Regions from separate parts of the Homo sapiens genome. Here region 1 is linked to region 2. A link is a loop called in an ENCODE intact Hi-C map of the cell type or tissue named here. Cell type or tissue: IMR-90. All regions are shown on one strand. Each heading gives the region's core, and the rest is flanking DNA. Links, peaks and the distances in the headings are about the cores only.

Region 1 (9,118 bases), core at 2,936-5,435, 61 kb before region 2:
TCTTCTTATAAGGACAACTTATCTTCACATACTGTTCTCCCTGTGTCTCTGTTTTCATATGGCCATCTTCTTATAAGGACAACATATTGAATTGGGCCCCACCTACTCCAATATATCTCATCTTAACTAATTACACCTGTAATGGCCCTATTTTCAAATAAAGTTACATTTGGAGTTACTGGAGATTAGGACATATATATATATATATATATATATATATATATATATATATATATGTATACTGAAGGAGGTTGGGGGAAACAATTCAGCACTAACAACCAGCAGATGTGAAAACAAAGTGCCAAAGAGAGAAAAGAGAAGCTAGACAAGAAATTTTAAGAAATAATGGCCAAGATTTTTCTAAAATTGAAAAGAATTATCAACTAACAGGTTCAAAATCTCAGCAAATTTAAACAGGATGAATACAAAGAAAGCCACACAGTGGCACATCAAAGTCAAACTGCTGTAAATTTAAAAAAGAAAAAAATCACAAAAGCAGCTGGAGGGAAAAAGAGAGAGAGAGAGGTTAAATTCAAGGGAAAAAGAGCAAGAAACACAGCTGACTTTTATACAATAAGTATAGAAGACACAGGACAATGGGACTATATCTTTAAAGTGTTGTAAGAAAAATAAACTGCCAACCTAAAAATCTATACCCAGCAAAATATATATATCAAAAATGAAGGTGAAATAAATCTGTTTTCTGACAAGCAAAACATGGGTATATTTGCCATAAGCAGCCAGCGTTACATAAAGTTCTTTATAATGAAGAGAAATTATTCCAGATGGATACACTGAGACAGAGGAAATACGGAAGAGCACCAGAGGGGTAAGTATGTGAGAAAATATTAAAAAGTTATTTCTGATATGTTAAAAGGTGCTTACCATGTAAAGCAATAACAATAACAATGTATTTAGATGTGTATAACATATATAAAAGTAAAATATATGACAAAATAGCACTATGGAGTAGTAAATAGAATTTTACTGTGGTAAGAGTCTAACATTTGTGTGTGTGAAGTGGTAAAATACTAATTCAAAGTCAACTGTGATAAGTAAAAGATGTATATTGTAATCTCTAGTCCTCAAATAAAAATATCCAAAAAAGTATAAGTAAAAAGCCTGTCAAAGGGATGAAATGGAATCATAATAATAATTGATTTGTCACAAAACAGGCAAGAAAGCAGAATAAAAGGGAAAAAAGTGATGTTTCAAATAAAAAACAAAGAGCAAGATAGTAGACATAACACCAGCTATATATAAATTTTAAGGCAAGAAGAATAACCAGAAATAAACAGAATAAAAATGATTTTTAAAAAGTTAATTCAACAGTAAGATAAAAAAATAAACATGTGTATACCTAATAGCATAATTTCATAATTTAATATGAAGTACTCATTGGCAAAATAAAGGAGAGAAATGAAAGAAATAAAGAGAAATCTAAAAATTCATAAATACAACTGGAAATTTAAGTATTATTAATTTTTCTCACATCTATCTAAAAAACAGTGAAAAAGAAAAATGATGGGAAGCAATGGAAATTTGTGACTCATTGTTAGATAAAGAGATTCTCAGATGGACACATGAGCAGTTTTTTCAGAAGTCACTTAGGGTAGATCCACACAGAAATTTCAAGGTGAAAGTGGTTTGTGAAACTGCTGTATTTTGGGGAGGAGTGATTTGTTTGACTTTTTAACCCTTCAGTTTAGTCCAAAGTGTAAAGCAAAATCCAGGAGCTAAGCTACCAGCCCTTTATCTAGACATAGCACCATCCTAAATTCAAATAGGATTACTATTTTATTAAATGCCTTTGTTTGTAAACATTTTCAGATGTGAACCTAACATTAGGATGCACCATAATGAAATTGCTGTTTCAGTAGGTCAAAATTGGTTGAACATCAGCAATGTCATACATTTGACCTAATATACTTACATATGTGTATACTGTAATATAAAAATAAATTTCTCCTTTAGAGTTTTCACACATCAGAACATACTTAATGTTCTCACAGCATTTTTGAGTGATACAAAGTGTTGTCAGTAGAAAGATAATCTCTAATAAGTAGAAAATACTCCATTAAACCCATCTTTCTAGATAGATAGATAGATAGATAGATAGATAGATAGATAGATAGGCAGGCAGGCAGGCAGGCAGGCAGGCAGAGACAGGTATAGAATGTTAGAAGTGACTACTTCTAACATACTATCATATTTTAGTATATTTAGTATATTAATATACTACTATCATATTTTAACTATTAGTTTTACAAATGACATCAAACAGAGCTCCCTACAGATATCCACATTGTGAAATGTTCATCACCTTAAAATACACTGTTTCAAATGAGTCAATAGTAATTTCAGGTAAACAGAGCCTTTACTGAGTTTTTGTCATTCGTCTTGATTCTTAACAAACTCTTTATGACTACTCCATGATCTGTTCTCTGCCTATGCTATATCTTATTTTCTCCTGCTCCTAATCCCCTTCCTCTGTTGCTACAATCTAGCAACTACAACACTAAGACCTCACACTTCAGCATCTTGATTGAACCATTAGTCTCCAATTCATTGATCCATTTTAGCCACCGTATCTCTTTCACAATAGGTTCTATTCTTATCAGTTGGCTTAGAATCAGGCCTTAAACTTCCAAGCCCCCATCAATCAATGAAAGGAAAATTTTTTTATTATTTATCTCATTTTTTTCCTTCTTCAAAATGTCAAGGAAAAAATAAATCAAGGTGCCTGAAAGATGATAAACTTTTTTCACCTATAGAATATATTAATTATGCTTAAAATGCTTTGTTAAAACACTGAACTCTATATTAAAAGGGTTTTAAAGACTGGGTGCAGTGGCTCATACCTGTAATCCCAGCACTCTGGGAGGCCGAGGCGGGAGGATCACGAGGTCAGGAGATCGAGACCATCCTGGCTTACGTGATGAAACCCCATCTCTACTAAAAATACAAAAAATTAGCCGGGCGTGGTGGCAGGCGCCTGTAGTCTCAGCTACTCAGGAAGCTGAAGCAGGAGAATGGCGTGAACCTGGGAGGCGGAGCCAAGATCGCACCACTACACTCCAGCCTGGGTGACAGAGCAAGACTCTGTCTCAAAAAAAAAAAAGGGGGGGTTTTAAGATATGCTAAAGGTCCAAATATTATTATGGAATTATGCTTATAACTGCTAATGATATAAAAATAGTACATGAGAAGACATTCTAGAAACTTTTGACAAATAGGCAAGATAAGTATGTGCTACATGTCATTGTCTTGCCAAAATTCTTACAGCCATTTCCAGGGTCAAACTTTACTAAGGCAGACTCACTAAAACATAAACCTCCAATAATAACTCATCCATGATGACAACTAGGATCGATTTGATGGTTAAAGGTGAGTCACTCAGGAAATATGAATTTGCTGAGATTATAAAGAGAATTACTAAAAAGAAAGAAAGAAGTCACTAAAGCATCTGTATTCACCAGCCTCCTGAACTCATACCCATAGAACCATCTAGGTCTACAAGCATAATTATTTCACAACCATGGAAATAATTTTTTCCCTTGGACAGATTTATTGAAGCTAAGAAAGAGTTTGAATTAAAAGAGAATGTATTTCCCCTCCAGATCATGAATAAGTATGGAAAGAAAAGAACAAAGTATACCTTTAAAATGTTTCTTATTAACTTGGTTAAAAAGGCTTATACATTTTAAAAGTTATATTAACATTTTAAGTAATGTAATTAAACATTTAACAAACATGTCTCTGTTTTAAAATAATTTTACTTTGTTATTGAAGAAATTTTAAATGACTTAAATATTAATTATTTTATTTTCATTTATGCCCATAAAGAATTAGCTGTTACAGGAATTGCTGTCCCATCGTTTACATGTAGGAACACACATAAAATATTTGAAACAACTCTTTTTAGACACTGACAACAGGCAGCACAGGAAATTAATTTCTGAGTTAAAGAAAACAAATTAAATAAGCTCCGGGATTGCTCCCAGCTTACTGCCTGGAAGCATTTGCCAGGCTAAAGGGCCAGGATGGGGAGTTCATCAGTTCTTTCAGAATTAAGGAAACAAAGGTCAGGACATTCAGGGAAGTTGAAGCATCTAATGTTTTGCAGGGCAGAGTACTGAAGAAGCAGCAGCTACGTGGAAAGAGAGCTCTGGAGACCTGAAGCAAAAGGAAAAGTATATATTTGCAGATAAATTATAGCATGTTTATCCTTTGCGTGTCAGTTCTCTATTGCCACAGTAAACTGCATAACAAAGAACTACAAAACCTCAGAGCATACAAAAATAAACATTTACATCTGTTCATGACTGTTAATTGGTTGGCATTCTGTTCAGATGAGCTGTGCTTGGTAGGGCTCACTTATGGTCAGCGGTCAGTTTGGGGTTGACTAGGCAGCTTTGCTGAAGTTGACTGGGATCTCTCATATATCCGGGGCCTCAACTGGGGGAACTGGGTTGACTCAGCTCTATTTCATATGTCTCATGATCCATCAGACTAGCCTAGGAATTTTCTTATGATGTAGGCAGAAGAGCAAGAAAAAGGAAGCCCAATCATTCAAGCTTCCCATTAATCAAAGCAAGGCATTTAAGCCCAGAGTCACAGTGGAAGAGGACAACAAAGATACAGGGCAAACAGCATGATATAAGGAAGCCATTAACTGGGGCCATTGATACAATCAACCTACCACACTGTCTCATTAATTTTAGCAATCTTTTTCTTGAACTAAACTCACTATCTTTCACTGTCATATAATTGCCAGGGTTTTAAATTTAGCAAATGTGGAATAGGAGCCAAGACAGCTGAATAGGAACAGCTCCAGTCTACAGCTCCCAGTGTAAGTGACACAGAAGATGGGTGATTTCTGCATTTTCATCTGAGGTACCGGGTTCATCTCACTAGGGAGTGCCAGACAGTGGGTGCAGGACAGTGGGTGCAGCACACCGTGCACGAGCCGAAGCAGGGCGAGGCATTGCCTCACTCGGGAAGCCCAAGGGGTCAGGGAGTTCCCTTTCCTAGTCAAAGAAAGGGGTGATGGACGGCACCTGGAAAATCTGGTCACTCCCACCCTCATACTGCGCTTTTCCGACGGGCTTAAAAAACAGCGCACCAGGAGATTATATCCCGCACATGGCTCAGAGGATCCTATGCCCACGGGGTCTTGCTGATTGCTAGCATAGCAGTCTGAGATCAAACTGCAAGGCGGCAGCGAGGCTAGGGGAGGGGCGCCCGCCATTGCCCAGGCTTGCTTAGGTAAACAAAGCAGCCGGGAAGCTCAAACTGGACGGAGCCCACCACAGCTCAAGGAGGCCTGCCTGCCTCTGTAGGCTCCACCTCTGGGGGCAGGGCACAGACAAACAAAAAGACAGCAGTAAACTCTGCAGACTTAAATGTCCCTCTCTGACAGTTTGAAGAGAGCAGTGGTTCTCCCAGCATGCAGCTGGAGATCTGATAACGGGCAGACTGCCTCCTCAAGTGGGCCCCTGACCCCTGACCCCCGAGCAGCCTAACTGGGAGGCACCCCCCAGTAGCAGCAGACCGACACCTCACACGGCCGGGTACTGCTCTGAGACAAAACTTCCAGAGGAATGATCAGACAGCAGCATTCGCGGTTCACAAAAATCCGCTGTTCTGCAGCCACCGCTGCTGATACCCAGGCAAACAGGGTCTGGATTGGACCTCTAGCAAACTCCAACAGACCTGCAGCTGAGGGTCCTCTCTGTCAGAAGAAAAACTAACAAACAAAAGGACATCCACACCAAAAACCCATCTATACATCACCATCATCAAAGACCAAAAGTAGATAAAACCACAAAGATGGGGAAAAAACAGCAGAAAAACTGGAAACTCTAAAAAGCAGAATGCCTCTCCTCCTCCAAAGGAATGCAGATCCTCACCAGCAACGGAACAAAGCTGGATGGAGAATGACTTTGATGAGTTGAGAGAAGGCTTCAGATGATCAAACTACTCCAAGCTATAGGAGGAAATTCAAACCAAAGGCAAAGAAGTTAAAAACTTTGTAAAAAATTTAGATGAATGTATAACTAGAATAACCAATACAGAGAAGTGCTTAAAGGAGCTGATGGAGCTGAAAGCCAAGGCTCGAGAACTATGTGAAGAATGCAGAAGCCTCAGGAGCTGATGCGATCAACTGGAAGAAAGGGTATCAGTGATGGAAGATGAAATGAATGAAATGAAGCGAGAAGGGAAGTTTAGAGAAAAAAGAATAAAAAGAAATGAACAAAGCCTCCAAGAAATATGGGACTATGTGAAAAGACCAAATCTACGTCTGATTGGTGTACCTGAAAGTGATGGGGAGAATGGAACCAAGTTGGAAAACACTCTGCAGGATATTATCCAGGAGAACTTCCCCAAGCTAGCAAGGCAGGCCAACATTCAGATTCAGGAAATACAGGGAATGCCACAAAGATACTGCTCGAGAAGAGCAACTCTAAGACACATAATTGTCAGATTCACCAAAGTTGAAATGAAGGAAAAAATGTTAAGGGCAGCCAGAGAGAAAGGTCGGGTTACCCACAAAGGGAAGCCCATCAGACTAACAGCTGATCTCTCAGCAGAAACTCTACAAGCCAGAAGAGAGTGGGGGCCAATATTCAACATTCTTAAAGAAAAGAATTTTCAACCCAGAATTTCATATCCAACCAAACTAAGCTTCATAAGTGAAGGAGAAATAAAATACTTTACAGACAAGCAAATGCTGAGAGATTTTGTCATCACCAGGCCTGCCCTAAAAGAGCTCCTGAGGGAAGCACTAAACATGGAAAGGAACAACCAGTACCAGCCACTGCAAAATCATGCCAAATTGTAAAGACCATCGAGGTTAGGAAGAAACTGCATCAACTAACGAGCAAAATAACCAGCTAACATCATCATGACAGGATCAAATTCACACATAACAATATTAACTTTCAATGTAAATGGACTAAATGCTCCAATTAAAAGACACAGACTGGCAAATGGGATAGAGTCAAGACCCATCAGTGTGCTGTATTCAGGAAACCCATCTCATGTGCAGAGACACACATAGGCTCAAAATAAAAGGATGGAGGAAGATCTACCAAGCAAATGGAAAACAAAAAAAGGCAGGGGTTGCAATCCTAGTCTCTGATAAAACAGACTTTAAACCAACAAAGATCAAAAGTGACAAAGAAGGCCATTACATAATGGTAAAGTGATCAATTCAACAAGAAGAGCTAACTATCCTAAATATATAGGCACCCAATACAGGAGCACCCAGATTCATAAAGCAAGTCCTGAGTGACCTACAAAGAGACTTAGACTCCCACACAATAATAATGGGAGACTTTAACATCCCACTGTCAACATTAGACAGATCAACGAGACAGAAAGTTAACAAGGATACCCATGAATTGAACTCAGCTCTGCACCAAGCGGACCTAATAGACATCTACAGAACTCTCCACCCCAAATCAACAGAATATACATTCTTTTCAGCACCACACCACACCTACTCCAAAATTGACCACATAGTTGGAAGTAAAGCTCTCCTCAGCAAATGTAAAAGAACAGAAACTATAACAAACTCTCTCTCAGACCACAGTGCAATCAAACTAGAACTCAGGATTAAGAAACTCACTCAAAACCACTCAGCTATATGAAAACTGAACAACCTGCTCCTGAATGACTACTGGGTACATAACGAAATGAAGGCAGAAATAAAGATGTTCTTTGAAACCAATGAGAACAAAGACACAACATACCAGAATCTCTGGGACACATTCAAAGCAGTGTGTAGAGGGAAATTTATAGCACTAAATGCCCACAAGAGAAAGCAGGAAAGATCCAAAATTGACACCCTAACATCACAATTAAAAGAACTAGAAAAGCAAGAGCAAACACATTCAGAAGCTAGCAGAAGGCAAGAAATAACTAAGATCAGAGCAGAATTGAAGGAAATAGAGACACAAAAAACCCTTCAAAAAATTAATGAATCCAGGAGGTGGTTTTTTGAAAGGATCAACAAAATTGATAGACCACTAGCAAGACTAATAAAGAAGAAAAGAGAGAAGAATCAAATAGACACAATAAAAAATGATAAAGGAGATATCACCACCAATCCCACAGAAATACAAACTACCATCAGAGAATACCACAAACACCTCTATGCAAATAAACTAGAAAATCTAGAAGAAATGGATAAATTTCTTGACACATACATCCTCCCAAGACTAAACCAGGAAGAAGTTGAATCTCTGAATAGACCAAAAACAGGATCTGAAATTGTGGCAATAATCAATAGCTTACCAACCAAAAAGAGTCCAGGACCGGATGGATTCACAGCCGAATACTACCAGAGGTACAAGGAGGAACTGGTACCATTCCTTCTGAAACTATTCCAATTAATAGAAAAAGAGGGAATCCTCCCTAACTCATTTTATGAGGCCAGCATCATCCTGATACCAAAGCCAGGCAGAGACACAAGCAAAAAACAGAATTTTAGACCAATATCCTTGATGAACATTGATGCAAAAATCCTCAATAAAATACTGGCAAACCAAATCCAGCAGCACATCAAAAAGCTTATCCACCATGTTCAAGTGGGCTTCATCCCTGGGATGCAAGGCTGGTTCAATATACGCAAATCAATAAATGTAATCCAGCATATAAACAGAACTAAAGACAAAAACCACATGATTATCTCAATAGATGCAGAAAAGGCCTTTGACAAAATTCAACAACGCTTCATGCTAAAAACTCTCAATAAATTAGGTATTGATGGGATGTATCTCAAAGTAATAAGAGCTATCTATGACAAACCCACAGCCAATATCATATTCAATGGGCAAAAACTGGAAGCATTCCCTTTGAAAATGGGCACAAGACAGGGATGCCCTCTCTCACCACTCCTATTCAACATAGTGTTGGAAGTTCTGGCCAGGGCAATTAGGCAGGAGAAGGAAATAAAGGGTATTCAATTAGGAAAAGAGGAAGTCAAATTGTCCCTGTTTGCAGATGACATGATTGTATATCTAGAAAACCCCATTGTCTCAGCCCAGAATCTCCTTGAGCTGATAATCAACTTCAGCAAAGTCTCAGGATACAAAATCAATGTACAAAAATC
Region 2 (9,118 bases), core at 2,136-4,635:
ACGTGACTCAAGGGCTTCCAGACAGCCCCTCGGTTTGGGTCTGTCTTATTCCCTTCACACTGTCATAACAAAACACCATAGATTGGGTGGCTTATAAACAACAGACACTTATTTCTCATAGTTCTGGAGGTTGGGAAGTCAAAGATCAAGGCACCAATAGATTTGCTGTTGGGTGAGGGCCCACTTTCTGGTTCATAGATGGCACCTTCTTGCTGTGTCTTGACATGATAGCAAGGGATCTCTCTGAGCCCTCTTTTATAAGGCAACAATCCCATGCATGACATGCTCTCATGACCTAATCACCTCCCAAAGGCCCCACCTCCTACTACCACATTGGTAATTAGGTTTTAACACAGGAATTTTGGGTAAACACAAACATTCAGACCATATCGGGCACCTAATCCAATCCTCGCTTCATCCAGAAGAGTTGAATCTATATTACATCTTAAGATTCCACATCAGATGTTATTTTTAAAAAATATTTTTGCTGCTACAAAGAAGAAAGAAGCAATGATATCATCTAATCTCCTCACAATACAGAAAGGCAAAGTTGAAGAATGCTAAGTAAGTTGCAACAATCACACAGCAGAGTTGATAATAAAAGCCCGTTCTGATTTTCACTCTGCTCATTCCTCCTTCTCAGCTTCGAGACTGACAAAGGTACCAACAGAAAACAGATGTACACTCACAGTTAGATTGGCTCCTGCAGTATTACGGGTTCTCATCAAACAGAAGTCACCATTGTCCAGATATCAGGAGTCTTCTCACTGCCATAACCAGGTAGTAGAAAAAGGCTTATAGGCCAGAGGAAACTCCTGCCCTCTTTCTGCCTGCTGCAAATATCTATTCTAATACAGGTTCAAGGCTCTGAAGAAAGCTTGAGGCTGACAGAAAAGTCCCCAACATTTTCTTAATCTATCCTCCTGACAAGGGCTCCAAGGATGTCTTGTTTCCGCTGCAGGAGACGGTCTGAACTGCCTTCCCTTACATTCCCGCAATTTGTATCTAACAGAGTCAACCACCATCTCTCTACCAAATTTGTACCTCCTAAGCCAAAAATTAAATTTTAGGAAAGTTCCAGGCATAATGGAAAGAAGACTGGATTGAGAACCAAAAGACCTGGGTCAACAGGACAGTTCTGCCAATTCGCTGTGTGACCGGAAGTTAAGTTGATTAACTGTGGGTTTCAGTTTCTTCATCTGTAAAATGGTTACAATAATACTTACCTCACAGTGTTATTGTATGAGGAGCAAATGAAGTAAGCCACTTAAAACAACTAACCCAGGACATGTGAGTCATTCCATAAACATTGGTTGATTTTTTTTTTTTCACATTTTAGTTCAACCTCACAAAGAAGTACTACAGTACTTGCTTGGCAGTCTATCATTGGTACTCAGCTAAAGCGAGGAGACTGGCAGCAGCCAAAAGGGCTGTGAAGAGGGATTTCTTGTCTGTGACTGAATTCTGGATGTGTTTCCTAAGATGCTGATGTGTCCACACTAAAAGGCAAAGATGTTTGCCAGTGTCCCTCCAGAATATACAATCTGAAGAAAAAAGGCAGAGTTGTTATGTGGTCAGAGTTGACTGTCCGCCCAGACCACTCTTCCTCTGCTGGTCTCTTGTGGTCCAGGGAAAATGTTGGCATCACAGAAAATATGTCATTCTGTTGGTTAAAGCTTGGAGAGTGAGTCAGCCATATAGTGCCTCATGAAGCAGGTGAATCCAACCACCTCTAAAGGAAATTAAGCTCTCTTCCTTCCCACAAGATATTTTAGAACAGTAGACCATCAATTTCACATGGCAGCAGCAAATCCATACTCTCACCTTCCCCTTTTGCCAGGAACCATTATAGGGCTCTTCCTCAACTGCATATGCCCAATCAGGCCACTTACCTAATTCACATAACTGATGCAATCCCTAGCAATGAAAAAACTGCCCCATCTCCCTTGTGATGCATGCCCAGTTGTCCAGTTGTCTAGTTTATAGCTATTCTATAACCTTACACACAGTCCTCTATCCTGTCCTCAGCTGACAGCCATCCTTTCTCATCACAAACTCTACTCTGAATAAACCAAAGGTTTGATTTTCATATTTTGGGTTTTTTTTTTTATTACTGTTTCATCCAACTTGAAACCATAAAAGCAAACTTAATGTATAAGAACAAGCTCAGGGAAAAAGAAATTTGCACATAAGTTGAAACACACTTATTATATCAATCAGCAACTGTCACAATAATGCTGAGTAACTAGCCAACCTAGAACTCAGTGACTACACCATAAGGCTCTGTGATATGGTTTGGATCTGTGTCCCCATCCAAATCTCATGTTCAATTGTAATCCCCAATGTTAGAGGTGGGGCCTGGTGTGAGGCAATTAGATCAGTTTCTAATAGTTTAGCACCATCCTCCTAGTGCTGTTCTCATTATAGAGTTCTCATAAGATCTGGTTGCTTAAAAGTGTACAGGCTGGGCCCGGTGGCTCATGCCTGTAATCCCAGCACTTTGAGAGGCCGAGGCGGGTGAATCACAAGGTCAGGAGATCCAGACCATCCTAGCGAACACGGTGAAACCCCGTCTCTACTAAAAATACAAAAAATTAGCTGGGTGTGGTGGCACACGCCTGTAGTCCCAGCTACTTGGGAGGCTGAGGCAGGAGAATCGCTTGAACCCGGGAAGCGGAGGTTGTAGTGAGCTGAGATTGCACCACTGCACTCCAGCCTGGGCAACATAGCAAGGCTCCATCTCAAAAAAAAAAAAAAAGTATGTAGCACCTCCCACCTCTCTCTCTCTTCTGCCCTGGCCATGTGAAGATGTGCCTGCCTCCCCTTCATCTTCTGCCATGATTGTAAGTTTCCTGAGGACTCCCCAGCCATGCCTCCTGTACAGCCTATGGAACCATGACCCAATAAAACCTCTTTTCTTTATAAATTACCCAGTCTCAGGTATTTCTTTATAGCAGTGTGAGAAAAGACTAATACACTCTTCCTTAGGCTGCAAGTCAGCTGAAATAACTCTATTCCACAGTGGTCATTCTGGGCCCTTTGCTAGAGAGACAGCTGCTGGTATCAAGAGAAGAAGTTGAAGGCTTCCAGAAGTTCATGTGGACACATGCAAAGCATCTTAAGGCCTGGAATCAGAACTCACACACTGTCACTTCCTATGTATTCCATTAACCAAAGCAAATCACAATGCCAAGTCCACATTAGTAGAGTGGGGAAATATACTCCTCTCATGGAGGTAGTGGGGATAAAGAAAGTAAATATTTGCCAAACAATGATCTAATCTACAACACCTATGTACACATCAGCTAGTTACTCCTTACACACTAAACATTTCCCTGCAACTCAATATTTATGTCTTTCTTGCCAGATATTGCCAGAGTTAGAAGTTAGATAATACAATACCTCTATGGATAGGGAAGTTGTCTCTATAACAAAACTTTCATGAGGTCTACCCATCATTGCCTACTCAGCATTAGGTAAGAGAAATGAGATAATAAACAGATATTAGAGCATTAGGTAAGAGATAAGCCTTTCTTCTGGTTGTATGCAGCAGTTACTAGAAATAGATGCATGTATAATGGATGTGTAATTCAAACATACACACATACACAAACCACAGACATTTTTGCAAATTTGGCAGTGCCATGGGGAACCTCCAGCTTGTGGTTTGGCCTTTCATGTGGAGTTTCACTTGAGTATTTGCTTTGGAATTTGATAAACACAGCTATTCACAGGGCTATCATCACATGGTATATTTGCTACCACAGAAACACAGAACGTCTTCTAAAGGAACAGCCCCTATTTATCCTGTAAGCTGAATTCCTGCCATTTCCCAAAGATCCCACAAAATGACTCCACGTGTTCCTACTTCATGGTAATTTGGAATAGGGGGTAATGCATTTGTTTTCCACAAATCCTCTTTTGCCTCCTTCCTCTGGCAGAATTACCTTCATCATGCTTTATTTTAAAACATAAAAAAAAAATCAAGAAGTAGGGAAAATAGTCTCATTTTAACAATTGAAAAGTAGGAGTAGGCAGGGATGAAGTTCTGGCTAGCATGGTCTTCTGGACCCTCCTATTTTCCTAACAAGATCTAGGAAAAAGAATTAAAAATAGGCTGTCACAACATTATCTTCAGAACTTCTTCACCTATAATTTAACTTTTTATTGTTATGATGAAGGACAACAAATCTTTTTATCCCTTCTATTTGTCCAGGATTTAAGCTAAGGGAAATTTAGTGGGAGACCTAGTAGAAAATGAAACACCAATCTAAAAGTTCCAGAAGAAGGGACCACACAAAGTAGCAGAGAGTGGCCAGCTCTGTAATCAGGCAAATGTGGGTTTGAATCCAGACTCCGCTCCTTCCTCTGTCATCAGGCAAAATTGCTTAATGAAATACTGTTTAAGTTACTTATTGCTGCATAACAAACCACCTCAAAACTCAGTAATTTAAAACAACCATCTTACCATAGTCATGGTTTTGCAGAGTCTAGAATTAGGGCAGTGCACAGCAGGGAAAGATTATCTCTGCTCTACAATGTCTGTGGCCTCAAACAGAGTAGTACAGAGAACTGAAAATGACTGGGATGGCCCAACTCTGTTCATACATTTGGGGCCCACATTTTAACTGACAGTCACGGTTTCCTGAGGGGATAGGGGGCAGGTCTTTTCCCCAGTTTCTAATGAAGCTAGAATATGTCCAAGATGACTTCTAGGCTAAGATGGCTGATGAGCTAGTGCTGGCTGGGTATAGATCTCTGTCTGTCTCTCTGTCCTCCTCTGCCCCCTCCCCGGGTAGCCTCTCCACATGGCTAGCCTGGGCTTCCTCAAAGCATAACAGTCTCAGGGTACTTGAAATCCTCACATGGCAGCTAGAACTAAAGCAAAAGCTTCCAGGCCTCTTAAAAACTAGATCTAGAACATGCAGTGTCCCTTCCGCCAAATGCTGTTGGTCAAGTCAGCCACAAGGGCCAACTCAGAGTCAAAGGAGGGGAGAAAGCACCCACTTCTTGATGGAAAGGTGGCAAAGAATTTGCAGCCATTTTTAATCCGCCCCAGACTCAGTTTCCTCATTTGTGAAATAAAGACCACAAAAAAACTATTTTATATGACTGTTTTGAGGATCAGATAAAATGTACGTAATATATCTGACATTTAGTTAGCATTGTAAGCAGTAGCCTTTATTAATGAGTTTGTTTCAACATGAGAACATCTACAACTCCAAGATCAGACCTTCACCTTACCAAAATGAAAGGAATGAGAGAAAATTTCCAAGGATGTCAAGATATATCTAAGATAAAATATAATGTATAATAAAGTCCATATTCTATTATTTCCTATTGATTTGCTCCCAGTGTTATTAGCCTTATATTGTTTTCATGGCTCAGGTGAATCTAATATCCATTCCTAAAGGTGGAACAGGCCACCATTATGGTGAAGTGTTCAGTAACACGAGGGTAGATGAGGAATGTCCTGGTGGTGAGAGCAGATGCATAGAAAGAAGTTCTATTGTCGAAAATGGCCCACGTATGTCAAGCCCTCTACAACAGGCAATCAAAGCAACCTTCTGCACAGCCACACCCTTACCCTGATAGGTTCTTACCCTTCTGGTGCCTCTAGACTTTTGACCAGCAACCAAAAGTCTTAGAGAATAGGACTTGAGGTGGAATCCCAGCTCTGGCCCTTGCCACATGAGCCAAGTTCCTTACCTCTCTGCATGTCTATTTCTTACTTACAGGAGTGTACAGTGTATGGTAATGCACATGGGAGATGCCCAAAGGCCCTTCTGTCAGGAGCTAGCACTGTCAGTGGATGTAATACTCAGTGTCCCTGATTTTTGCATCCATTACTTTAAACTTCCCACCTGCACAAGTGCACTCATATCGATAGCCCATGTGACTTATGCTTGGGTTGGAGAATTAACTTAGTTGGTGGTGACCAAAGAAACTGAGAATCTACAGGGAAGGGGGCAGCCCAGAGCCAGCCCCAGGACCCGTTCAGAAAGCTGGGAGCTCTTCTGTTGCTACAAAAGCCTTTTCTGAACAGTACATTTGGTTTCTGGCCTCTCACCAAGGTGGCAGGATGCTTTCTCAGGGAGTTATGTCTATCACTCCCTTTCTAGGGCCTCAAAGTACTGCAGTATGGCTTCTACCCCCATGAATCCATCAGAACAGCTCTATGGAGGGCCACCACTGACATTCATATCCACAGAGACAGCAGACTCTTTATTCTCCCGCTTGACCCTGTGTGGCAGCATTTGGCACTGTTGACTTCTTTTTTTAAGCACTCTCTTCTCAGCTTCAAGTCATCTGTTTTTTCCTACCAGCCCATTCTTCTCATCCTCTTCACAGGTTCATCCTCCTGTACCTGCGAGTTAAATTTTGGAGTTTCTCAAACTTTGGTGCTGGGTCTTCTCTTCTCTTCTCATACTCCTTGTCTCCTGACAGCCTCACTTAGGACTGTCCCTCAATCGCCTGATGAAAACACAAAAACGTACATCTTCAGTCCAGACCTCTCCCACAGACAACTCCTGAGAGGTATCTCCATGGTACCGTAAACCCAAAATGTCCAAAGCTGAACCCATAATTTATCCCCACCAAGGATGGTCGTCCTCTAAGGTATCGTTTCTCCATTTATGAAACCACCATCTATAGTTTCTCAAGCCAGAAAACTAAGTCATCCTTCATAGATTTCCTTATCTCTTCCCTATCCTGTTATCTCTCAGTTCATCTCACTCTCTATTATCCTCTCATTGAGACCACTGTAATAGACTAGTAGCTATTATAGCTCACGAAGTTTTGTTTTTTTTTTTTTGTTTTTTATCTTTCGCCCAGGCTGGAGTGCAGTGAAACAATCATAGCTCACTGCAGCCTCAAATTCCTGGGATCAAGCCAACTTCCCACCTCAGCCTCTTGAGTAGCTAAAGTCTACTGGTGCACACCATCACACCTAATTTTTTCAATTTGTTTTTGTAGAGACAGGGTATCACTTTGTTGCCTAAGCTGGTCTCAAACTCCTGACTTCAAGCAATCCTCCTGCTTTGGCTTCCTGAAGTGCTGGGATTACAAGCGTGAGCCACCCTGCCCAGCTTCAATCAGTATTCTTTTTTTTTTTTGGAGACGATGTCTCACTCTGTTGCCCAGGCTGGAGTGCAATGGTGCAATCTCAACTCACTGCAACCTCTGCTTCCCGGGTTCAAGCGATTCTCCTGCCTCAGCCTCCTGAGTAGCTGGGATTACAGGCACATGCCACCACGCCTGGCTAATTTTTATGTTTTTAGTAGAGATGGGGTTTCACCATGTTGGCCAGGCTGGTATTGAACTCCTGACCTCAGGTGATCCGCCCACCTCGGCCTCCCAAAGTGCTGGGATTACAGGTGTGAGCCACTACGCCCGGCCTCAATCACTATTCTTACAAACTGCACACCATTTGTAGACTGTGAAATAAATAAAGTGGATAGCAACCAGCCCTTTTTTAAAAAACTAAAATAGACTAGATAAAACATAAAAGAAATATTCATTCATAAAAAGGCTTAGGTCTTGACACTAACTTCTGGTGTGTGTCTGCATGTGTGTCTGTATGTGAGCATACCAAGTCACCATACAAAATGTATTTCTTATAAGGAATCACCTACAAAAAATGTTTGACAGCCACTGACATAATCCAGTCTGGCCTCCTGCAAAACGTTCTCTATAAGACAACCAGAGTGATTCTTTCAGTACATGAATCTGATGTCACTTCCCACAGCTTCTCCCACCATCCACAGCTAACACTGGCCATCTCTCCAGCTCCAACCTTATCTTGATTTACCCTCTTTTCCAGTGCTCCCCCTTCATGAGGCTTCTTTCATCTCCTTCTGATTTCCATGTTTCCTTTTAACATAGAAAAATGTCATGAGCTGTTCCCTTAGTCTGTTTCCTTCCCTTTAATTGCCTAATTAACACCTACTATGCTTCTTGCCTTATATACTAGAACACATTTACATTTTTATGTGTTTTGTATGAAAGTTTGGTTCATGTCTGTTTTACTCACTAGACTTGAAGGTCAATAAGACCACGGACTATGCTTTTATATGCCCTTATATCCCCAGCATCTATCTCACTCCTTGGCACACAGTAGGGCCTTTATCAATATTAGTTAAATAAATCTGAATGTGAATTCCAAGTCTGAAACTTCTAAGTTATGTGAGTTCCAGTTTTATCTACACTGAGTTTCAGTTTTTCTATCTGTAAAATAGGGATAATCATACCACTCTGGGTTACTGTGGCATTAAATACGTCTAAAGCACCCTGCCTCTAATAATGAGTAAATTATTTGATAAGTGAATGTATGATATAATTTCCCAAAGAATCCATTTCCCTAGTGCTAACATCATTGCTGTCAGTGTTCTTCAATCTCTACCTCTGATTTTAACAGATCTCAACTTTTGTTAGAGTGGCTTTTTTTCAGTGTTTCTTTTACATAAGGCACCAAATCCAAGCCATCCCATGTCCTTGGCTAGTTGAGTAGCTCTCAAATTTTCCTGAGTTCATAACCAGTGCTACGTCGCTTAATGCTGATTTGGTCTTTACTTACATCATTTTTTTCCTCAGACCATAAATTCATTGAGAGTAGGGTCCATAGACTACATTATTGTATAAATTTTATAATTTTTTCTGCAGGAGTATGAAAGGCATCCTGGTATATTAGTAAAAGTACAAGGTTTAGACTCAAATGGTCTCTTCGTTTTACTGTTTGGTAGCAGGGTAATTCTCAGCTAATCTCTCAAATCTGTTTAAGCCAGTGGTTTCCAAACATGAAACTACTGTACATTAAAATCATCTTTTTCATTAGTATTTTTTAAAAATACTAATGCCTGGTTTCCACCCCTAGTCATTCTGATGCAATGGGCACAGGTTGCTGCCGAGGCATTGAGATTTTTGAAAACCCCCCAGGAAATTCTACAACCCTGTTTGGAAATCGTTGCTCTAAATCACAAATTCTCTTATCTGTAAAACAGTGGTGAAAATCGTTCCAATTATAAACAGTTAATGAGATACTTTAACAAGATCGTAGATGGTAAAAGTCTTGGCACATTAAAAGTAATCAGAGAATAATTGTTAGCATTGTTAGCTGGTG

Evidence for each region. A loop is a pair of places that touch in the nucleus more often than their neighbours do. Peaks named below come from ENCODE experiments on the same cell type or tissue, not always from the same donor. Only the 100,000 strongest peaks of a DNase experiment are listed, where the experiment ranks them.
Region 1: it touches region 2 in a loop (4-fold over the local background); 2 of 110 quality-filtered maps call a loop at or near these places.

What each region holds. Positions count from the first base shown.
Region 1 is chr9:81,427,494-81,436,611 of GRCh38, forward strand. No RefSeq gene overlaps it. Among named protein-coding and RNA genes, the nearest start is that of TLE1, 260 kb to the right of the region's middle. In IMR-90, for the core only: no CTCF peak of the experiment used is centred there; DNase peaks (open chromatin) are centred at 3,358 and 4,388; H3K27ac peaks cover 943 bases.
Region 2 is chr9:81,489,628-81,498,745 of GRCh38, forward strand. No RefSeq gene overlaps it. Among named protein-coding and RNA genes, the nearest start is that of TLE1, 200 kb to the right of the region's middle. In IMR-90, for the core only: no CTCF peak of the experiment used is centred there; a DNase peak (open chromatin) is centred at 3,664.